Linked DNA regions of Mus musculus: regions 1 and 2 are each linked to region 3. The links are chromatin loops, found by intact Hi-C in ENCODE. Cell type or tissue: heart. All regions are shown on one strand.

Region 1 (8,000 bases), 260 kb before region 3:
CGGGTAGGGAACTAGTACCCCTAGGATGGGGTAGCCTAGGTTAGCTGGGAGAGATTTCTCTGGAGACTCCTATACCCAGAGAAGGCTGTGGTCCACAGACTAGGAATTTGATGGCAGGTATGTCACTGATAAAGTTTGTTGTCCTCTTTATCCTCATAGAGATGTTTTATGCTGTATAGTTTATTTGGGGATAAATAGAGTGTGAGGTGCATGACAAGATGTGGGTCCTAAAAGACACTTCAGAGCTATTACACTCGAATTTGAATATTTAAACAAAACAAACAACAACAAATAAAACTGTTGGGTAACAGTTTAAAATGCAACTATATCACCAACTGGTGATGGCTGGTGAAGGGCTCAGGGGCAGATATAGTAGTAAACTAGGCCACCCAGCTAGCTGGGCTCATCTAGTTCTGCCTCAGTTCCATCTACAAATTGGGAATGGTAGCATTTATTACCTAGGGATGCTATCATATGAAAAATACTCGGGGTTCTATCTGTCACCCAAGTACGGCTGCTGTTGACTCGGGCTCTGTCTCCTTTACCAGCAGAGCCTCATCTTTCAGGATGGAAGACCACCAGAACAGTTCGTACCAGCCAGGGATAAGCAGGGAAAAGGGGTGGTTTCAGGTCTTGGCTGGATTTGGAGTAGTAGACATGTCCTGCACTGCTGTGGGAATGCAAATCTGTACACGTGTGCTTTGGAAAAAGTTTGTACACTGCTTACAGCACCATCCTCCCCTGCTGCCAGGACCCGTGGTGCAGCTGAAGCAACTCCCAACAGAGAGACACAAGGGAGTACAGATGGAGGCTCAGTGGGAAACCCATAGGCACAAACAAGCTGAAGACTGCTGTGACCCAGGTGGAGGAGATAAACAAGCAGCAGCCAGATCACGCACAGCAGTGTTTCAAAGCAAGGGGAGGAAGCAGTCATTGCCATGTACAGCAATGGGGTTGGGTCCCACAAGTCATCGCACTGAATGAAAAAAACATGGCCCCAGATCGTAGCTATTCTGACTCTTACCTGCATAAAACTCAAGTAATTAAAACCCTCAGCTTGTGTTGGAAATCATGATGGTGGAGAAGATAGTAATTGCAAAATGACGTAGGGTTAGTTCTCAGAACAGTTGGTGTCCCATGTCTCGATCTGGGTGTTCATTCCTCCTGGTGTGTGACCAGCTGAGCCCCCTCAGTGACAGTCTCTAAGCTGAGTACTTAGGGCTTTCATTTTATGACTCACTTTGCTCTTGAGTAAAACACTCAAACATTTGATCAACTTGCAAATGAAGAGAGTTTAACTGTTGGGCCCAGTACTGCCTTTTGAAGCAGAGCAGCTCATTGTCCCTTCAGCTGGGACTGAGTGATCTAAAGGGTTCTCAGTGAGCTCTGAAAACTGAGCAAGGAAAATTCGTACGGAACTTAAAGCTGAATGCTTTCAGGTCCACCTCTGCATTGGTGGGCCCGCAGCGCCTTCCTATTTCCATAGAGCTGGCATCTCTGGGCCTGCCTCTTTTGGCCAGTCATCACTCAGACAGAGAACACGTGAAAGCATAAGTAGGTCCATGACATCCATCCGTGCCAACCATGTATTCATTCAGAGTGTAGCCTTGGATGCTTGCTTGCATAGTGGCAGAAAAGACCTGATATAAGTACTGGGTATTAGTAAAAATCTGCTCCCCTGCTGGGTTGAAGAAGAAGATGGAGAAAAACCAGCAAACAAAGGAGGGTATTTAAATACATAAAAACTCAAAAAGGAAAAGAGGAAGAAAGATACTAGTTCACCAGATAGACAAAGCGAGAGTCTGAACACTTAACTCATACTCTTGACTGGTTATTTCTTGTGGCATCCTTTCTCAGCCCTTCATCCTCTAAATCAGAAATTGTCTCAAGGGTGGTCCCTGACTGCTATCAGTCCAGATGCACGGGAGCAAAGTTGATTTTATGTCTACTTGGTGCCTTAGGAGATCTATCTGCTCGTACTCTGCAACCCTGTTTGAGCAGCCGTGAGCTAGTGGTAAGTCCTAAGGAAGGTAGCAGAGAGGCTGATGGGACCTTGGGACAAATCAGAGCTTGGGACAATGGAAGGTCCAACAGACCTGGGTGCAGCAGCTGGTAAATCCTTTGGGTTTTGAATTAGAGTCCAGAATGTAGTTCCCCCACAGGAACTAAGAGAGTTGCCTTCTTTGATGCAAGAATCTCAGGTGTGCGATGACAGGGGGTTTTTTGTTGGATTCTGTTTGGCAAGTTTTCCAGCAGTGCTGGACATATCAGTCACATTCAGGATCAGTAGAGAAACTTTTACACATACGTGCAACAGCGCTGAAGAGGCTGAGGCAGAGGAGCACAAGCCTGAGGCCAGCCTGAGCTAAGTAGTGAGATCCTCTTTCATGCACACTCTGAGAAGCTCCCCCATCTTTCCTGCCATCGTGGCATTTCTAGTTTAACAGTTAATTGTTTCCCCAGTTACAGTTATGCCTGCCCTTTGCTTGTAAGATTTCTAATTTAACTGTGTCACTGTTTATTGATTTTTATGTTGTGAGTACCTAGAAAATCCAACCAGTGTCCTTCTATTTTCGTTAGGCGCAAAGTCAGAAGAAGACATTCTGTAGTGGCTGGCAGGCATATCTCTAAAGACCATATCAGAATCTGTGCACACATTCAGTTCTTAATTCACACCGTGGAAATGCAGACAGGCAAGGCTTTAAGACTTTCACAGAAGTCGTGCTTGGATAGCTTTGATCTTTTTTCTGACTCAGTGGTTGTAGAGTTGAAAGGGTTAAGTCTTTAAATGAAGCAGTCATCTTTATTAGGAAAGTACTGGCCAAACACATTCACCTGCTTTTTTTTTTTTTTTTTTTTTTTTTTTTTTTTTTTTTTTGATTAATCTTACACAACCATTGGAAGTAGTAACCACTGCGTTTTGATTCCCACTTTGCAATTTGCCAAGTTGAGGTTCTGAGGGGTTAGTGACATCTCCACAGCTATGCAACCCACCCAGTGCCGCAAGTGGATTCAGAATGTGGCTGTCACATCCGCAGAGCCTGATGGGAGCAGCCTTGAATCCCCGCTTATTAGTGCAAGGTCAACAGGTGCCCATGACATCCCAGAGCTAAAACGTCAGGTTTGATGCAGATGATGTGGGAGGAAGGCCAAACCACTTTGCTCCTCTGTTCACTATCACTAAAGATACTTTTGAAGCCACATTGCCCAGGATATTATTTCCCAGGTTCCGGCTACAATTAAATTGTGAAGTCTTTATTATTTGCTTTATAAACTCAACATAATCATTGTAAACCTTAAATTTGCTGAAGCTTTTCGCACTGCATCTGTGTGGAAACTTCTCACCTTTTGAAATGGCCAGTTGTCACCCTAGTCGAAGTGAAAGTATCCATAATATAATTATCTCCCTTTAAAAGGATGCCACACCAAAGCAATATTTTTAATCACACTTATAAATTTTCTCAATTTAAAATGCTTGTCCCAGGTTTAAAGACTATGCTTGATTTTACTTGTGACAAAAATAAAACTGGGTAGGCCATGCTGTTTCTTGTGTCCTGGAAGATGGCTTCAGAGCAAGTATTCTTGTTACTTGGACCTGTGCCAGGTTGGGTGTGGTCCAGGGAGGTTTTCCACGTGTGTCAGAACACACGCTCATTCTGTAGCCTGTTGTCCACTCGGGTCCATTGTCCCGGTGCTGTTTCTAAGCAGAAAATCTTAGATGTGCGCTTGATGAAGAAGAAGCAAGCTTTGTAGTGAGTGTGCACGGACAGCTCCCTGTATGCCTTTAAACAGGTTTTGATGACGTCATTCTGGCATTCGGAAATAGAATCGAGTTCTAAAGGTCATCATCCGCAGAGCACAGAAGTCTGATACTGAGCATTCACCAAAAACGGTGTCAATGCAGTCTGAGTATCAGGGTTTTCAGCATTGTAATCTGCACCGTGCCTGCTTTCTTCTGTAGTGCTGCCTGCCTGGGTTCGCGTTCACCACAAGGAAGTATTTATTGTCTTTTCTGCTACTTGGTCATCAATAGCAGTGGCTCAGCAGGTGTTGTCATGTTGCCATGTTGCCTGCATGTGCTCCCCGCCCCCACTCGCTTTGCATGCACTCAGTTATCACCTCTGTCTCACAGAAGAGGCTCTCTCTCATGATCTCTCTTTTAGTCCAGTGCTCGGCATACACACATTATAAAGACACTTATATACACAGACGTGCATAATTTTAAACCTGTAAGAGAAAACAAACAGTATTTATCTTCCTGAATCTGGTTGATTAGCCTAGCATAATGACTAACTGGGAGAAGAAAGAAAACCCACTGGGTGATGTAAGGGAGGGCAGTGGGATACCAATAAGAACAAAGTATAATGATATGTGCACATGAGGTGGGTTGGGGGATGGGAGGGAAGGGGAGGACCAGAGAGGAGAGGGGAGGGGAGGGGCTGATCCTAACTCACAGGAACTTTGTAGACTAGAGGCAAGAAAGGAGTCAGAAAAATAATTACAGTTGCCAAATATATGTGAGTTATCACATATGATATCAAATATGATAACAAATATGATAGTCCAAAATGATAATTCAGTTTTCAAGCTAGCATCTGTCATCCAAGTAGGCAGCAGAGGAAAGAACATGTAGACAGACTAGCGATGAGAAGCAGACTCCTTCCTGGGCCCACTCAGGTGCCGATTTGATTTGTGTCTTTAGGAGCCAGGAACCACAGTGCAAGTTAGGAAACAGAAAGTCTAGATTTGCATTTTAGCTAGGTATGTATGGAACAGTGTTTAGATGAAGACACTAAAGAGCTAAATGCAAAGTCCATGCTTTGTCCCTTTGAAAGATTCTAAATGATACGAGAGAGACTAAAGGTTCTAATGAACTGTGTAGGGTAGACCTCAGGTTTCATATTGCAGTGCCGAGGAGTGGGGTGTGTAAGATAGGTTAAGGATATAAGAACATTTACTGGATGGTTGGAAAACCAGCAAGACAGCAAGGCCGGGGCACTTAACATGGATGTGCCAGGTAGTTGAGGGCATGCCTTTGTATGCCTCCAGATAACATGCAGGGGCTCCTTAGATACTTCAAGAGCAATTCAGTAATTGACTTGGCATGTGTTTCTGCCATACAGTTAAGTCATTTCTGGTCATCTGAGGAATGGCTAGAACTGGGAAGAAGCTGAAAATAATCACGGCACTAGGTGAGAGGAATCAAGGTGGTTTGTCCTGCTTTTACCCAGTGTTCTGCTCAGGAGAACAGTGAGCATTACTGCGTCCTCATTGTGTGTGTCTGTGCCTGATCTGAAGGGATCTTTTAAGACATTGTGAGTTCATAATGTAAGTGAAACACAAGGTGAGCCATCCACCAGGAGTAGTTACAGAAATGTGCTCATTAGGTCAAATGCTGCCATTGTACGGGCACAATGGACTGTTTCATGTGGTTGAAATGTTGTAACAGAATTGAAGCCACCCACTTGAACTTCAGCCTAGAAAGCTGACTAGGCCAAGAGGCAGCAAGGGCAGAGAGATGGTACAGGCACCTGGTGAACTGGCTAGGTTTCTACACTGGAGGCACGGAAGTGAGGCAGAGAAGTAGATGCCTACCTAGCATGTCATAAAAGAGAATCGTCTCTAAGAGGAAATGCAGAAGTGTGAGAAATAACACAAAGATCTCTAGTGTAAAGAAGTCTCTGGTGCATCAGAGTAGTGCTGGTAAAGTGTAGTGAGCTCCTGTAAGTCCTACAACAGTGAGTACCTTAGATATGGGACTCAGCCAAGCTCTCCACATCTTTTCTGTGCTGTTTCATTACTCCACTCAATTGCATGTTAAATTATAGCACATAAAGTACTCACTGCTGTTTGTACCTGAAAAAGAATGTATTCGTATAAAAGTATATAGGAAATAAGGGAAACATGACCAACCAGTGGCTTTGTGCATTGGAAGATAAAATTTTAAAAAGAAAGTGGGAAAGAGAAGACAAGTGGATAGCTAAGTTGAAATATCATTAAATTGTCAGACAAAGCATACAAAGGCTGGCATGCTGGCCCAGGCCTATCGTCCCAGCACTTGGGAGGTAGAGCCAGGAGTTCAAGGTCACCCTCTACTTCACGTTAAGTTTCAGGCCAGCCTGGGCCACTTGAGATAGTCTCACAAAAAGAAATAGGGGGAAAACAGTGTTTGCAGACCTCATACGGTCCACCATTCCTCAGCTACTCTTGTTCACTTGCCTGCCCAGCGTTCTCTGGTTAATGCTCACTCAGCCTTGTCCTCAGTCTGAGACTCTTCTTATCCCCAGCATTCTGGGAAAATCAATAGAAGAGCGTGAGTCAGTCAGCTCTTCCTTATTCTGTCATGTTTGTCTTTAGGTGTCCCATATTTCCATATGCTGTCCATTGAGCAGATATCATTGCTATGGTTGGAAGAAGTACAAAATATACACCTCGTAGCCAAGTCCAATAATGAAATCATGAAAGAGAGCCACAGATTCATATTGTGAAATAGAAAACGTCTATGTTAGTAATTCAGTGAACTACCAATTGCGTCCTTAAACAGTATTGCAATAACCTGGCAGAATAATTGAGCAAGGATTGAATGGCACAGCTATAGACATAAAAGAGTGCACTGCATAACATTAGCTAAAATTTTAAATTTTAGTCACTTACAATCTTAAATATATGTCAGAACTCTTTGCTTGAACTACACATTATTTCCAGACTTCTAACATGTTAGTACAGAAGCTGTAACCTGTGTAGTTTCCAAGTTAAAACCATCCCCACAATGACCTCTGTGCACCACTTGGCTTTGTAGGTCATCCTTTCCTTTCTGCAGTATTGCCAGACAGGGATTTCTGCAGCACAAGGTAATGATGTCACTCAAAACCCAGATATGCAATCCTTAAGTGGCTCTTGATACATCATCATCATCATCATCATCGTCGTCATCATCATCACCATCGTCATCCCTTTGACTCATGTCCATTCCAGCCCTTAGCCTCCCTGGATGCAAGGGTCTGTTTCTGTTCCTACATTGCTTTACACCTTGTGTCCATTCTGAATAATATTTAGTGACCTTTCTTTGCAAAGGAAAAGCTCGCTTTTTTATATATTACATTGAACTTCCTTTTCCTTTCTTCGCTGGTCTGGTCTGTCTTCCCTCAGTGCCTGTCTTTGACATGGTGAATTATAAGGGTTGTTTTCTTTGCTTCTCTGTTCTCTCTTTCCCACTCCATTGCGTGCGAGCACACACGTTACACATTGGAAGATCTCCACCCATGGTGCGAGCACAGTGCCAGCAACACCTTGTTAGGAGCTACAGGAAGACTTTCAACAATGATTAGATATGGTCCTGTTATTAGTTATTGCCAACTTTTAGCTTAGTCCTTGGTCAGAGTTCATGTCACTGTTTTGCTATGTCTCTGATAATGAATATCACCTCATAATTTATTTTTACAGTGGCCAGTGTGTATTGGCCATTGGAAGATCCTAGCGAAGTTAGTCGTTTGTTGTTAACTCTGAAGAACATTGTGGCTGGCTTGCTTGTTTGTGTTACACTTTTATTTCTTTTATATGACTTTTCCCGTTTTGTATTCATTTCTTACTTTGTGACAAAATATTCAACTGTATATGGCAGTCATGTATAATTTACATAAACCTTAGTTCTGCAGGTTGGTAGTATTCATTTATGTTGATATGTTTTATAAAATTGAAACAATTTGAAACATTCTATTTAGATCATTGTTTTTTTCTAAATCAAATAAAGTGAGTCTGTACATACTTTTTAAAAGTAAATCCATAATGGCCAAGTTAAGGTAGTTAGCATTTTGATATCCTTAAATAAAACTGTGCCTGCAAAGGTGGTTTTTTTTTTTCCTTAAGGTTTATTTATTTCATATAGGTGAGTACACTGTCACTGTCTTCAGACACACCAGAAGAGGGCATCAGATCCCCATTACAGATGGTTGTGAGCCACCATGTGGTTGCTCGGAATTGAACTCAGGACCTCTGGAAGA
Region 2 (8,000 bases), 190 kb before region 3:
TGCCTTGATGCCCCTGCATCTGCTGTGAGCTGGAAAGCCTAGGTGCACTCTGCAATCTGTCACTCCTAATTTTCTGACCTGGATTTGCAGATAGATTTTTTTAAAAGGCTGTTTAAGAGGAACCTCAGCAGGAGATAAATGGTAGGGAGAAGTCAGGACAATTTATTTTTCATTTTCCTAAACTACCAACAACATTTTACATTGGAGGGGAAGAAAGCATGCTGTCTCATCGCCTCTCCAGAGAAATGTATTGTTCTTATTTGGTGCGTAAATGAATTCATAGAAGTTGGTGGACTTTTATAGTTTTAACTGACTGAATTCTGTCTTTGGTATTCACCTTCTCCTCCCCCCACACACCTCCACTAAAGGATTGAGGGTGGGTTCTGACGATGCATATTATAGCACAGAAGGATAGAAGGGAAAGACGCGAAAGTGGAGAAAAGGTTACTGAGGTTGAAGAAATGATATATAGCCAGGTAAGACTGATGGCCACATACCTGAACCAGGCCCTTGAGCATTCTAGCATTCAAGGTGAAAAGGATGAAATGAATAAAGCTTACTGTCCACAAGAAACATTCCTCAGAGTGTGTGGAGGATCACAGGGCAACAGCCTGTGGGAAGTGTTTTCAGGGTGGTGGGGAGTAAGGAATGGGGTAGGAAGGAAGGGAAACAATCTTAAAGGAGGCAAGACCTGGGAGTTAGTGTAGAGTAGGGAAGAAGAAAAAGCCTTGCAAGCAGAGAGCAGGAAGAAGTGTGCCTGGTGGAGAGTAGATGTGTGTGGTACCAGGGCAGTGCTCACACTGTGGACCAAGGTAAGTCCAGGATGGGTCAGACCCCTTGCCATGCTTCAGACCTAGAATGTGTCCTGTGGTCAATGAGGGTCCTCAGGAGTGTAGGCCAGAACATCAACAGCTCCAGCCATCATTTATAATGCTGCAGGGCTCTAGCAACCATGCTGGAAGAGCACACCTTGCAGCTTGCTATAGCCTCAGCCATATGGTCAACGGAAGGATGCTTATGATGACATAACAATGACAGTGCATGCCAGTGAAGCTGTGGTTCTCCTACACTCGGGTAGCATTCCTGGACCCCCCGGGCCCACAGCCCTACTAAGAGGCACAGGGAAGGTGGGTAGCCATGCCAGTAGTCATGAAGTAGGCATCTACCCCTACCTCCTAGCAGCTGTGGATCAAAACGGGATCTGACCAAATTCCAGAGCAAGTGTTCTTTTGCCCTCAAGACATTCTTGGAACAAACCACTTGGCCTTAGTGCCCTATGCCCCTCAGGAGAAGGAGAACAGGTCTAGACACTGTAATTGATGTTCAGCTTCCAGACCAAGTCCAACTCAAGATGAGCCCTATTGTCTCAGAAGCCATGTCACTCTTGGAGACCTCTGAACCCTCATCTGTAGAATGAGCTGCAAAAGAATGAGTTCAGAGTCATGTAAGGGCCGCACGGGAGAGCTGGGGGAAAATTCTTAGAGCAGGGCTGGTGAATTTGTTACTATTTCCTTGGCTGCTTAGTTACCAGGAGAGTTGGAAGGTCAGGTCATCAGACTGAATGAGAACTTTCATTTTAATAAGTTACATTATTGACTAAGAGAGATGCTAGAGCTCTATCCATTACTTCCGTTTCCCTTTCTTGGCCTATCCCAGCAAAGCCAGCTTCCCACGTGTCCTTGGAAGGCTGACATTTTGGTTTACTTCTTGAGCCATGCTTAGCAACCACTCTTGGCTATAAGGAAGACTCTTTTACAGGGGTGGATAACCTTCAGGAAGTAGTCCTTTGCTCGAAAGAAAGAAAAAAATGGATACTTTTTGAACACCAACAATCACTACACAGGAAGATGCTACATTGATCTCTACAGCATTGATGTTCAAGCTTAGTTCTTACCTTGGACATGGAGAACTGCAGTTTTTGCATCAGATCCCTGACCATCCAGAAGCTAAGAAGAAATGCAAGATTGCTCAGTTTGGGAGGAGCACCCAACCTTTCTTGTTATTACATGTGCTCAGCCCTTTTCTAAGGAATCTTACCAATGTGATTGGGTTCACTCAGGGGGGAACCAGGGCTCTAGAACTCGCTCTGGATATACTCCCTCTCCAAGCCCTGAGAGACCCCAGGCTGCAAGCAGGACCCACTCTGACCTGATAGCATCCCCTATAATGCATCAACAAAGGGCTTCAAATGACAGCCTCCACTCCCCCTACTCTCTCATACTGACCATCTCCCTGACTGTCAGTATTGTCTTTATAGTTCCCCCTAACTGGACAGAAGGCAGCCTCAGTGGTAACCTGCCCAGGGAAACCCATAGAAGACAAAGTAAAACCTAATAAAGCCGGGTCTCCTTCCCAGTGTCATTTTTTCAGGTTCTACCTGAGTGCATACTCTCACTGGTCAATGGCTTCTCTTGGCTTTGATCATGCCTGTGGAATGAACAGGTTTGAATAGCACAGACTTAGAGACCCAGGAATTTCTACCACCTCTAATCTTTCTATCAACACCCCATTAGGAGGGCCAATAACAAAGAACACCTCACACCTTTAAGACAGTCTCATTAATAATCCAGACCCCCCTTCCATCTCATGTGGGTACTGAGGTATATCTACAACAGCGCATCCCAGAGCCTGGTGAGGCAGCTTCCTACATAGAGGTGAACAAGGGCATAAAAGGGGCCAGACAACAGTCAGGGCACTTGCCTTGAGTGACAGACACAAAGAAGGAATGAAAATTTGCTTTGGAAAAGATGCTTGTATCTTCCTTATTTATTTATATGTTTATTCATTTATCATTTATATTCTGTCTACCTCTTAGAAAGGATTTGAGAAGTCTTACAATATTAAAACCCATATAACAGAAACCAAAAAAAAAAAAAACCTACAAAATAAAGATCATTTTAAAGAGAGGAAAAAAAACCCTGTGTACACAGCCCTTAGGCTGAAGTTGGTTCTGCCTCTGTGCTATTAATCTAGTTGCAAGCTACCTAGAGGTAACATGGGGAGGAGTGGATAGTGCCAGTCAGGACTGGAAGGAATAACTCTGGGTCCTGCCCCTATAACTGCCTATCAGCTCTCTGCCTGAGCTTGCCTCCAGAGGCTACTGAATCACTAAAGAGGCTGCTCTGTAGCAGGCATGAACTGCTTAGCCCAGTGGTCCTCAACTGCCACGGTGGGCTGTGGGGACACAAGCCCCAGGGGACATGTGACTGCTAATGGTTTACAGACTGGAGTTTGTAGATTGGTCTGTCTTGTTAAGATAATTGAGAACAGCCTCCAGAGCATCTCTGCAGCGGCAACCAGCACACAGTGGCAGACAGACCTCTCTAAGAGGAGGCAGGGTTGGATTTGGCCTAGGGGCCTCTAAGCTTGAGGAGGGGAGGAGAGGAGCAAACAGCTTTGGGGGTCAGCAGAGGCTCCTCATCCCAGGTTGGACTCAAGAGAGCTGTGGAAAAGGCGTTTCTGATGAAAAGTCATTGAGAATGGTTGCCTCTGGTGTGTCTTTTAGGCAGAGGAGGAGAAAGAAGTGGAGGCTTTGTAAGGCTGCTTCAGCACCAGGTGCTTGGCATTCTTTCACCATCTGACCTTGGGGTGAGCAGGGACCAGTATAAGTTGAGGTGCTGGGAGGGGAGATGTCACTAAAACCTTATTGAAGTGCCCTGGAGATAGACCTTCGCATCCTCACTCCTGATTCAGGTCCCAGCCCAGCATACAGCTAGAGTGTTTCATGTAGGCACTAAAACACAGCCAGTTGTGCAGGGTGCTCCCAGGCACATCCTGTGTTCTGTCTATAAGGACTCTATTCAGCAGGACTGGGATCAGGCCAGCCATTTATAGCCAAATAGTTAACATGACGGCCAGTCTAGCTGTGCTGGTGACCCTTCATGTTGACTCTTTGGTGTGTTCGTCCAGGGAGCAGGAAAACAGCTAGTGACAGGGATCTTGTTCTCTCTCCTGCTGTCCGGCCCACTGGCCAGCCCCTGATGCTCATAGTCTCTCATCTCACTGATTCTGCTCATGGCTACTCAAAAACAGGTTCAATGAAATTAATGTTTTCTGTTCTGTAGACCCCAGAGGTTGCTTGGCCAGAGAACACTGACTTTTGGCTAAGACTGGGACAAATGTCTGATGTTTGATCATTCATTGACTCCTAGGGATGAATATGTCTTTGCCGGCAGTACAACCTACAGTCGTCTTTTGCCAACAAGGAAACATGCTTGGTGAGTTTAAGGACCCTGCCAACATTTCATAGCAGGGATAAGCATCTCACTGTAGGCAGTCAGTGAGTTCCTAGCTCCGACGATATTATCTGTATTAATGCAGCTTCACCTGTTCAGGCAATCCTGCTCCTTTTGTGTGACAGTCGTTCTGTAGCCCTCAATAGGTGGTTTCCATCTCAAGGAGGCCTGAGTCTCAAAAGAGTCACATCAGGGATAACCATTGTGTGTGTCTGATGCCTAGCACACATAGCCAAAGATAAAACAATATGCATAGAACATTAACACTGACAACTAACTCTACTGTGAGGGTAATGTGAAGCCACAAAGAGTGGATTCCTGTCCTTACTGAATGGAGCAGCCACAGAAGTGAGAACTCCCTCTTCACCTCTACGTACTATAAACCTTTGGTGGACACTCAAGTTTGGAGTCAGGCAAACTGAGAGGTGGCAGGATGCTGGGAGGAACACATCAAGCACAGCTTTGGGAAAAGTCACAGGTAGGTGTGGACCATCCAGGTATTTATGATGATTTGGGTTTAAGTGGCCCCAAAGGCAATGTGCTGAAGACTGAGTCACTACTGACAAGCAGTACTCTTTGGCAATCACTGACAGAATGCTCTTGGAAAACATCTTGAGTCACTGGCTCCATCTCTCCCTCATCTCTACATTCCACCTGCTAGAGGATGCTCTACCCTGAGCTCCATGCAGTAGGTTCTCTAACTCAACATAGATCTGACCAACATGGCCAAAAAAACCAGAGACTGAAGCCTCTGAGACCATGAACCCAAACCTACCTCTCCTCCTTTAGGGTGACAACTTGACCACTTTGTCACCAGAATGAAACACATAATAGTCACCTTTGGCAGCAAATGCATCCCCAAATTCACCCATATCAGTATCACTTGAGTTTGTCCTAACAGGGGTATCCCTGGGTACACTCCAGGGCTTCAGAGTTGGCGAGCCTGGTGGAGCTGATATTGCTGGGCCAGAGTCAGAGAGAGTCTTTGTTGAAGGGTGTATCAGGGCACTCAACAGGGTATACTTCTGTGCCTTCTAAGGATGTACGTCTGAAGAGGGGAGGATAGAGGGACTGACAGATAGAGAGGGAGACTGTGAACATGAAGTGTGATTGTTAAGCTCCCCCTCCTCCAAGCCACAGTGTCCTGAACAATGACTCTGGAGTCAAGTATGCCTTCCTCTCACACAATCACGATGAAACTGGATCCTGACATTTCAAAATCGCTTAGAGAGTGAGAAAAGAGAAAAGAAACATGAGAATCTGCCCAGGGCAGGAAAATTCCCACTGGTTTTCCTATAAATAAAGGCTGCATGCTCTCATAGAGAGCTGGACTTTAGAACAGCAGTGCAGTTGCTGGGTGTGGTGGCACACACCTTCAATCCCAGCACTCGGGAGGCAGAGGCAGGTGGATTTCTGAGTTCGAGGCCAGCCTTGTCTACAAAGTGAGTTCTGAGACAGCCAGGGCTATACAGAGAAACCCTGTCTCAAAAAACAAAACAAAACAAAACAAAACAAAACAAAACAAAACAAAACAAAAGAACAGCAGTGCAGCAGTCGAGGTAGGGAAACTTCTCAGGAGTCATGGAGGACAGAGACACTTGGCACTGACATGCACTCATGAGCATTGTCCTGATGAAGTTGACTTGCAACATGGAGAAAGAGAAGTCCTATAAGGCCCAAAGACTCAGGAGCCCCTCCACAGTATCTCACTGATGCTTTGTATGAAGTTGGGTATGGGTTCATTTATGATTTCCATTGCACAAGTGGACAGGACGTGAAATTTGGGGCTTGAATTGTAACTGAGCCTGAGGTGTACTTACACCATAAGCATCTGTGGTACTGCTAACATGGTGAAATAGTGGCAATAGTAATTCTTTTGCCAGAAGTACATGTTTGAAAATTAGAAGTTTTTCTAACTGCTGAACTTCAACCCTAAGCCACCCATGACTGATGATTCAGTTATCCGCTTAGGTGTACCTATGATGGTGGGGCTGGGGAAGGTCACTTCACAGTTTTTGAGCTTGTCTTTTCATGAATCACATGTGACTAATTCTGTTTAGTTGCAAGATTGATGGGAGAACTGAATGTCACAGCTCACATGAATACATCTAACACTGCCTTGGTAACTAAATGGAGAGAAAAGGCAGACACAATGGAGAGGTACATGTGTGGAAAGCCTGTGCTGGCCTTATTATGTTGTGTATTGTCTTTTTTTTTTCATAGTTAAAGCACTGACTATAAGCCAGGCACTGCCCTAAGAGCTTTGAATTTTTTCATCTGATCCTGATTGGGCTATGTGTCAAGCATAACTCATCCTTTTTTGTACAAGGAAGATGCTGGGATCTCTGTTTCACATTCACATCCCATCTTCCTGCTTCCACATATCCCTGTCACCCCACAGTTCCACCCTTCCTGGTTGATTATGCACTGGAAGGCTGCATGAAGCATTCTTTACCAGGGTCACAGCTCACTGTATGTTCAGTGCCCAGGAAAGGATGTGGATGGTGTTACCAGCAGGCAACCATGCCTCCTCACCTAGTTCTATCTGCAGCCACTTTTCCAGTCCCAGTTTATGAAGACGCATGGGCTTCATTAGTCTGAGCCCACACTCTAATTCATCATCATCCACACACCTTTCAGAAAACCCCATGTGATCTGAGAAGAGTGGACATGGTGTCAGGCAGCGCTGTTCTGATTAGAAACAACAAGCGAGACTTAGAATCGATCCGGGCATTGGAGTCTGACTCCTTGCAGAAGTTTCTCAGGCAGTGACTCCGAGGGCGGGATGACCAGGTTGTAATGATGATGGATGATCCACAGCCCTTGACTCTGAGCTTGAGGGCGGGGAGTTGGATCAAGGTCTAGAGATCTAGTGAGATGCTGCCTGAATCTCTCTTCTCCAACCCTACCTGGTGTCCCCATAAAGGATCCCTCAAAGAGTGGAAGGGGCAGCTTTAACTCTGGGTGACAAGGATAAGCTGGAGGGCTTGCACTGATAGATGACAGTCACCTGTCTATCTGCAGCTGGATGTGTGGTGGTCCGACATAGATGGTTATGGGCTAGCTCATCAGCAAGGACTCCTGTTTAAGAGAAGTTTAAGCTTTGACAAAGCAGCCGATGAGGCCCAGATGAGGGTGGGGGAACAGGTTCCCTCCATTGTCTACACAGACTAACATTAGTACTCCTCTTAGGTGAGTGCACCCTTCCCTCTCCAGAAACATAAGACATATGATGACCCTTCCAACTCTCACCTGCTTTAACTGTTGAAACAGCTCTACCCTTAACTAGTTATCTGGTTGAGGCCACTGAAACGCATATCAATTATATCTCAACAGTGACAACTGACAGGACTCAAGCCCAGGCACCCATCCAGAAACTCAATCTCTCCAATTCCTGGAATCTCCGGGGCATAGTGCTATATGATATCTGCAGATGGAGCAGGTCCTCTTCTGTGACTCCAGTTACTCCATGATTGTAACAAGAATCCTTCCTCTGTCTACTTGTCTCTTTAGACTATGACCTCCTTTGAGGAAGAAATCATATCTGGGGCTCTTTCCAAGCATTTAGGTCAACTACTCTCTAAGACTGAAATCTGCTGGTATTAATTGTAGGGTGGGGGACGTAATTGCTCACCATTTCTTATTAGACTGTATAGGTATGGCTGTCCATAAGACTGATGGGCACATGGATATAAGGATAGACAGACGAATAGAACAATATTTATTTGGGAATTGTCACCTAAGTACAAAGGCTAATAAGACTCC
Region 3 (8,000 bases):
ACAGCCAGGGTTGTCCAGCCAGAGAAACTCTGTCTCAAAAAATAAACCAAAAAAAGGTACCTGTTATATAGGAACACAGATGGTTAGTGGATATTAGGAATGTGTGAATGTAATTATTACATTGTCTACATGTATAAAAATTTTAAGAAATATTAGAGATTTGATTAAAATACTTCTTTCTGTTCTAGCATATTTGTCTACAAAATAGAAATGCTGGTATTGACTTAATGGGGATACTGGAAATTTAAATGGAATTAACTTTGCATTACCATCTTATTTCCTTTATTTAAAAAAAAAAGGCTAAGTGAAGATTTTTATTAGTCAGTTTTTAGTGAGTATGGCAAACACCTGATTTTAAAGGATAAGAGGTTTGTTTGGGCTCATGGTTGTACTATGGGCCTGTCCTGTGCTGAGAGGAAAGTTCATTTCTATCATAGACATCAGGCTACATAGTCAATAGTATGAGCAAATATCAACTCAATTTTCTGCATGAAATTAGCTGTGTCTGAGAAAATTCATCTAAGCACCTGGATTACCCAATAGGGACAATAAGAATCAGTGGTGCGCAGAGAGGCAGGTGTGGCTCATGAATAGGTGATGTGTTCCATCATTGTCTTTACCTTGGTGATAAATTTCTGGGTACCATGGGAACATTTCCAAGTCAAGCATATTACTCTGTCACTGCATGAATAGTGCTTGGTAAAGCACAGTCCAGTGTATGTCATCAGAGAGAAGCACTCAGAAAAGAGCAGGATTTTGCTCCCCAGAGATGGGTGCAGGAGTTAGGTGGGTGCAGGAAGGGAAGGTGAAGAGATAATTATGGAAAGGCAGAGAGAGATTTTGTCTTCTGAGAAGCAAGTGAAGTGCAGGCATTTAAAATGATAGGGATACATGCTTACCCAACAGAAACAGCGAGTCTAGAAACCAGAATATCCGTCAAAATGGTCACTCACTCAAAACTGTTTTAGAGGAAGTAACCATTCAACCATCACATTAAATCACAGATCTGCTCTAAGGATACTCTAGACCAGTGGTTCTCAACCTGTAGGTTGAGACCCCCTTTGGCAGGTCAAATGACATTTTCATAAGAGTTACATATCAGATATCCTGAGTATCAAATATTTACATTAGGATTCATAAAAGTAGCAAAATTACTTCTCTGAAGTAGCAATGAAATAATTTTATGGCTGGGGCTACCACAATGTGAAGAACTGATCAAAGGTTGCAGGTTATGAAGGCGGAGAATCACCTCTTTAGACTGAGAAAGTGAAGCTCTGAACAGTGTATTTAGCTTTTAGAAAATCAGAAACGCTGTGGAAAGAGCACTTACTTTGTTTGGCAAAGAAGTGACATTGAAAATCTGGTTCTCTTTCTTACTTGCTGACAGTTTAGGAGAAATTATTTAACTTCTCTGAGCCCAAGTACCTTTGACTATTGTAGAGAGATAATCATACTAGCCGTAAGGAGCTGTTGTCAGAAATAAATTGAACCACAGTATAAAAGACCTGAGAAATTACAGATGATCAATAAAATATGTCTTTTGTTACTAAGCCACCATGGTCATGTCCTCTAATGCTTATACTTGCATAGTTTCTGTCTTTCTAAAAATGCTGAGCCTTGATCCATGTTGCTGGGCCTGATATCTGCCAATGAAATCAGTTCATGTTTCCCTCTTTGCCTTTCCCTTTTTACAGAGTTGTGTTTCTGAATTTCTAAGTCAGAGCTTCCAGATATCCCCATGCCTGGTTCTCATGTGACACTTGGACACATGAAACCTAGACATTAGATGGTCTATTTATTTATGCTGGCTCTCAACGGGCCATTTCCCACTTTAATTGTAACAACCGATGATAGTTGTTTTGGCCTTTCCAACTGAATGAGAGTGTATTCTTGTAGGAGAATATTGGTTCTTATTTCCTTTTCTGTCTCAGTGGACAGATATAATTCCAATCCATATCTGACTTCTTTCACAGCTCAGGAAAATGGATCAGCAGAGACTATATACTCAGAAGTTCTCCATCCAAAGCTAGACATTTCAATTGCCATTAAATTAATCACTGTTCATCTGCTAAAATTGTAGCAAAGGTTAAATATGATGGAAATAATGACATTCTACTTCAGTTGGAGAGTTGATTACATGTCAGACATTATCACAAATATAGCATAAGTAAAATAAAATCCTAGAAACTTGGAAGTAGATATTATACCAGTTTACAGATGTGAGTGGGATAGAGTAAGGGCAGAGAAGAAGAAAGGGACCCGTGAAAGGATTATGCAAAGGAGTAAAATGAAAATATCCAGAGGAGACACGTGGCTTTTAAGCAGGACAATAAAATATATTTAAGCTTTGTCTAAATACCAGATGTCAAATTTTGGCAGTCTTGGGCAATCAGGGTAATTTGAGTATTTTATCTCCTTCTAGTGTTCAATCTAAGTTTCCAAAATTGAAATATGGTTAGCTAATGATTGGAGGTGGCCTAGTATTAGAGTTATTTCGAAATACAGATAGTCTCATTCATTCAGCTAATATTTACTGAATGGCTTGTATAGATCAGATATAAAACAAGTTTTGAGGATGTATAGGACAGCCAGGAGGTGTTGAGCTATGATGGTTTCATTGTTATCTTTGAGGGAAGAGTGGTGACTGGAAACATAAAGACCCATGGAGCAAGAGGTGCTTGGAACTGTAGAAGACTCCAGTTTCAGAACTGTACTTTAGTGGCAGGTCCACAAATGACCCATTTTGTTTAGTGGCTCTCATAATCCATGCGAATTGGTCTAGATCTGCAGGTCTGTTTCTTCTTTACAATCACTACTGATACTTATGATACTTATGATACTTATCCTGACTTCCCTCTGTAAAACAAAGATTATTATTTTGACTTAGTTCACAAAGAACACTGCAAACACTGTCAATGTCTTTTATAGAATATATAGTGGTACAAGCCCATTCTGGTATTAAGGTTCTGGGTGAGGACCTTAATAGCCTATTAAATAAACTTAGTTCTAGTATGTAGCAGCTACCAGGAGCTTTTGAGTGGTTATTTCTACTTGCACACTATTGGCAAGAATTGGGCTGTGGAGACAGACACATTTGGAGCAAGTGGACAGTTTCCCAGGAGTCAGGAAGAAGATATTGGTCTTGGGAAATTGGGATCTGAGTCCTTAGTTTCAGAGTTTCAGCTGCATTTCAAAGTCACCTACTTTGCCTTCATAGTTGATAACGAGTTTTGATAAAAATGCTGCAGCCCCTGCTGATAACATAGTGTCCAATATGACACAATATCAGAACAAAGTGTGAGGAGAACAATGGTACTCGTTCACCTGCCAAGAGTCAGGCACACTTGGCTAAACCCCCTAACACCTCTGTGCAGTGGAATTTGTGTGCTCCAGGTTCCAAGTGATAACGAGAAGGAGAGAGCCTTGGATTTATTTTTGGCATAAGGTCACTCAGTAATTCACAAAGTATGATTGGAGCCACAGCCAGACTTTGGTAGCACAAAACGCCCTTCTTTGTAACTCCTAGGTTCCCAGGCAGCACAGTCGCCATTGCTAAATCTTTTTATGATGCGATACTCTGCATTTTCTGATCAAAAATGCCCACTGGGGATATACACTTGGAGGCAATTTAGCCAAATATCCTTTTTAGCAAATGATTTATTTACGGCTGCTAGGACAGCATTTTCTCCTAATCTTTCTCTGGCCCTCTGTGATGCTTCCTGTCTTTCTTGCTCATTTCTCGCCAGGGATCCTCTTATCTTGGCTGATTTGGGGCCGGTACATCTCCCCACAGTAAATCTGAAGCTAATAGGAACCCAGAAGAAAAGCGAAGCTTAAGGCGATGCAGAAGCACAACTGTCTCCTCTTGTGATAAATAAGTTATTTTTCCCTTAAATTCCTAAGTGGAATGCCCCTAATGACCTCTTCCCCTCCCACAAGCCACTTTTAAAAATATATGCTCATCCTTCTGCCTGCCAAGGATAGCTGAAAAAAACTTTGACTATTTTGGGACTAGGGAAATAATTTTGATAAAAATCAGCATGCTCTTGCTCCTTGCCTAGAGCACTTTGTACAGTTGGCTCTTGTGTCAGTAGGTTCTGCATATATGGATTCAAGTAACTGTGGACTTAAAACATTCAAGGAAGTATAGCAACTGGCTAAGCATGGGGACACATATTTGTAGTTCCAGTACTCTAGATGCTGACTGAGGCAGGAGAATTATGAATTTCAGGCTAGCTTTAGCTATATAACCATACTGTCTCAAAAAGTATTAAGCAGTTACTAAACACATGCAATGTTTTTCTTGTTATCATTTCCTGAACAATGCAGTGTAATATTTAAATGAACATTTATACCTTAGCATGTACTATCAGTAATTTAGAGATGACTTAGAGTATAGGATGAGGTAGGTAGGTTTCATACAAGCCCTGTGACTTAGAGTTTGCAAATAAAAGACTTTGTTACAGGTTTTTGCATATGCATATGTGTGTGAGTGATCTGTGTGTTTGTATGTGTATGCTTATTTGTGTGTGAACATACTTGTGTGTATGTGCACATGCATGTAGAGACCAGAGGCTGATCTTGGATGTCTTATTTGATTTTTCTCCGTGTTATATAATGAGGTAGTTCTCACAGAACCCAGAGCTGCCCAAGTTATCTATTCTAATTGGACAGCTTGCTTTAGGAATCTCCTGTTTTTGCCTCCTGAGCACTGAGATTATAGGTGGGCCACCATATCCATCCAACATTGATATGGATTCATTCATTTATTTATCTATTTAAGGTGTGTGCAACTGAGTGTATGCATGCATACTAAATTCATGTAAGAACCCAAGGATCATAAGAGGGCATCGAATCCTCTGGAATTGGAGTTATGGGTAGTTGCAAGTCACCTTGTAGGTGATGGAACTGAACCAAAAGCAAAATCAGCAAGAACTCCTAACTGCTAGTCATCTCTTGAGCCACAATATAGACGTTTTATTATAGGCTTGACCTAAGGAGAGAGGGGGTGGTGAGGGAGGGCTAGGTTATGGAGAGGGGTTAGGGGTTGGGGGCCAGGGTTAGGGATTAGGGGTTAGGGGACTGGGAGAAAGAGAGAGGGAGGGATGGAGAAAGAAGATGGATAGGGATAGCACACAGTCAAGGCTGGGTAGAAGCTTTTTAAGAGTGAGTCACTATCCTTTTACTTAAGAGATTTATGTGACTAGATGTTGGTTTCCATGTGGTGATCCAAGCACAAATTCCATGTACACGCTGAAAGATGACCATTTGATTATCTGAGAAGTTTCACTACAGAAAAAGGAGGACATATTAAAGGTTCATGGGAAAGGAAGACTCAAAGTGGCTTGTATTCTAGCCTGCGTATCATATTTTTATGCATTTAAGGATTGTGCAGTAGCTACTCAATAGATGATGGAATCAAAGTTCACAAAATGCCATGAAGGGTCTCGTTTTCATCATACTGCCTCCCAAGCTTATAAGGGATGGTAGAAGCTGCAGAGTTGAACGAATAAAACATGAGCATTCCACCTTAAGCAGTGACATCTTCTCCTCATGTCTCTATGGCTGACTCCTTCACATCACTGATATCTTCACTCAACTATCACATTTTCAAGGAGGTAATCTTTGCCTCCTCCATTAAAACTGTCCCTTTAACACTCCTTTATTTGGAGAGGAGGAGTGCTGATAAGCAGTTTATTTCTCTAGCTCCTTCATTGGGGACCCTGTGCTCTGTCCAATGACTGTGATGCATCCACTTTTGTATTTGTCAGGCATTGGTATCCAAGGAGCTGAAGGGGTTTGCATCCCCATAGGAGGAACAACAATATGAACTAACTGGTATCCCCTGAACTCCCTGGGACTAAAGCACCAGTCAAAGAAAACACATGGTGGGACTCATGGTTCTATCTGCATATGTAGCAGAAGATGGTCTAGTCAGTCATCAATGGGAGGAGAGGCCCTTGGTCCTGTGAAGGCTCTATGCCCAAGTATAGGGGAATGCCAGGGCCAGAAAGCAGGAGTGGGTGGGTTGGTGAACAGAGGGATGGGGGAGGGTACAGAGGTTTTTGGAGGGGAAACCAGGAAAGGGGATAACATTTGAAATGTAAATAAAGAAAATATCTAATAAAAAAGCAGTTTATTTCATATGCTAATGGTGGTATAACCATCCACTGAGTTCTCTCTGCAGTTATTTTATTCTAGACATACTTATATCTGTCCCATATTTTTGACATTATCTTATTTTGCTCATCTCCTGGATGATGCCATTTTTCTTTAAATATTCCATAGGAGTTGACTTTGTTTCTTAGAATTCCATTATTTGTAAGCCTTGGTGGGTTAAATATATTGTTTCTATACAACATATTTATGTTATATAAACTCTCTCTTGCTACTATTTGTTTCACTTTGTTGTCATTTGCTGATGTTCATGCTGAAATTATTATTTAATTATCATTCATCAATCTACAAAGCTCATATTAGGGAAGCTTTCTCCAAAATACAGATATAGCTGCTACCATCTAGAATATGACCATTTGAGACCATTGAATACCCCTGAGAAGTCCTACCTCAATACTGGAATCTATCACTTTACCCTTCTACTTTAAGAAGATATGTAGATGTTTTGTAGATAATGCACACTGATATTCCTGGGAGTGCTGGTTTCATCTGTGTGCTTAGTCAGCAAATGCTCCAGCAAGAGACTGTCTCCGCATTTACATGCTTTGTCACAGGAAAGGATGTCACATGCTGCAAGGTCTCAATTTCCATCTGATATTCCAACTATGCCTCCTAAGAGTCAAGACTGTGCCTTTGATAATTAACATATTAGTTGTACATCAAACAAAAGAGATGAAGAAGGATGCATTTTAACCAGTCTTAAAGTGAATATGGAACCAACCAGAAGAATGTCAATGGAAGGGACATGTGTCAGGTGTACCTTAATGGGAGGAAGCATGCAAACTGGACTACTTCTTCGTTGATATGACTTTTTCCTTTAGTAAAACACTAGATTCACGTTAATATCCAAAAACTCACATCCTTGTAGGAAATATATGCAGAAGGCAGTTTGAATGTATAAAATATATTGCTAGTAGTCCCATTGGATAAAGACTGATTTGATTAGTTTTGGCTGTGATTTGACAAAAATCAATAGTGTAGAAATGCCTACCTATGGTAAGATGGGCAACATTTTGTTTCTATGAATAATTGCTCAGCTGCAGGCAAATTGTAGGAGTGACTAAAACTAAACCTCAAGAATTTACTCAAATTACAGCCTGCTTGAGGTCTTCAGAAGTTTGTGGCAATTATTTGTTTCAATGGTTTTACTGCTTGAATTGGCAAGTGAATTTGACCCAATGCATTTGATAGACCTCTGAATGCATATCTGCACATAGTCCTTACACCCCAAGAAAACATGACTATTTAGGGAAGGTGGCATTCAGATGCTTATGCTTGAGAGCAAGCTGTCGTTCATGAAAAAGCAAGGCATAGGACTGAGGAGCAGGCAGAGCATATTTAAACCCCAGCCTGAACTATGCTCTATAGACTATAGCACACAGAATTTTAGTTTCACTATTGTAGAATATGAGTAGAGACTTCTCCCTAGCTATGAGGTGGCCCAGATAGATAATACACAGCAAAGTGCTTTAGAAGAGTTTGTGCTGGACAGAGGAACCATATACAGAATGAATGCAAATATAGCAACATTCAGGATATACCAGATGGTTTTTTGGGGATTTTTAGTTAAGAGAAAAACAGGAGAGAACAATTTTGACTTTAAATTCCACAATAACTTAGCAGTGAGCCGAAGCAAAAGATGTTTATCCATATTTTGTTCTCTACAAATTAGGTTCAACATGCAAAAAAAATAAAATAAAAAAATAAAGATCGTTTTCTACTCTGTTACTTTCTGGAAGTATATTGGGAGTTTATTCTAAGAACCCTCAGGCTCATGAAAAATTGAGGTTCTTTGCATATTGGACTTCAGAGATTTCTTCTAT

The links. A loop is a pair of places that touch in the nucleus more often than their neighbours do. Peaks named below come from ENCODE experiments on the same cell type or tissue, not always from the same donor. Only the 100,000 strongest peaks of a DNase experiment are listed, where the experiment ranks them.
Region 1: a loop joins it to region 3, with 2.9 times the contacts of the local background. A loop is called at or near these places in 3 of 42 quality-filtered maps.
Region 2: a loop joins it to region 3, with 2.0 times the contacts of the local background. A loop is called at or near these places in 3 of 42 quality-filtered maps.

Annotation. Positions count from the first base shown.
Region 1 is chr15:69,038,131-69,046,130 of GRCm38, forward strand. The region is part of intron 6 of Khdrbs3 (KH domain containing, RNA binding, signal transduction associated 3); the gene reads left to right. Among named protein-coding and RNA genes, the nearest start is that of Gm31550, 25 kb to the left of the region's middle. In heart, no CTCF peak of the experiment used is centred here; no DNase peak of the experiment used is centred here.
Region 2 is chr15:69,111,922-69,119,921 of GRCm38, forward strand. No RefSeq gene overlaps it. Among named protein-coding and RNA genes, the nearest start is that of Gm31550, 98 kb to the left of the region's middle. In heart, no CTCF peak of the experiment used is centred here; no DNase peak of the experiment used is centred here.
Region 3 is chr15:69,299,948-69,307,947 of GRCm38, forward strand. No RefSeq gene overlaps it. Among named protein-coding and RNA genes, the nearest start is that of 4930504C09Rik, 33 kb to the left of the region's middle. In heart, no CTCF peak of the experiment used is centred here; a DNase peak (open chromatin) is centred at 3,354; H3K27ac peaks cover 403 bases.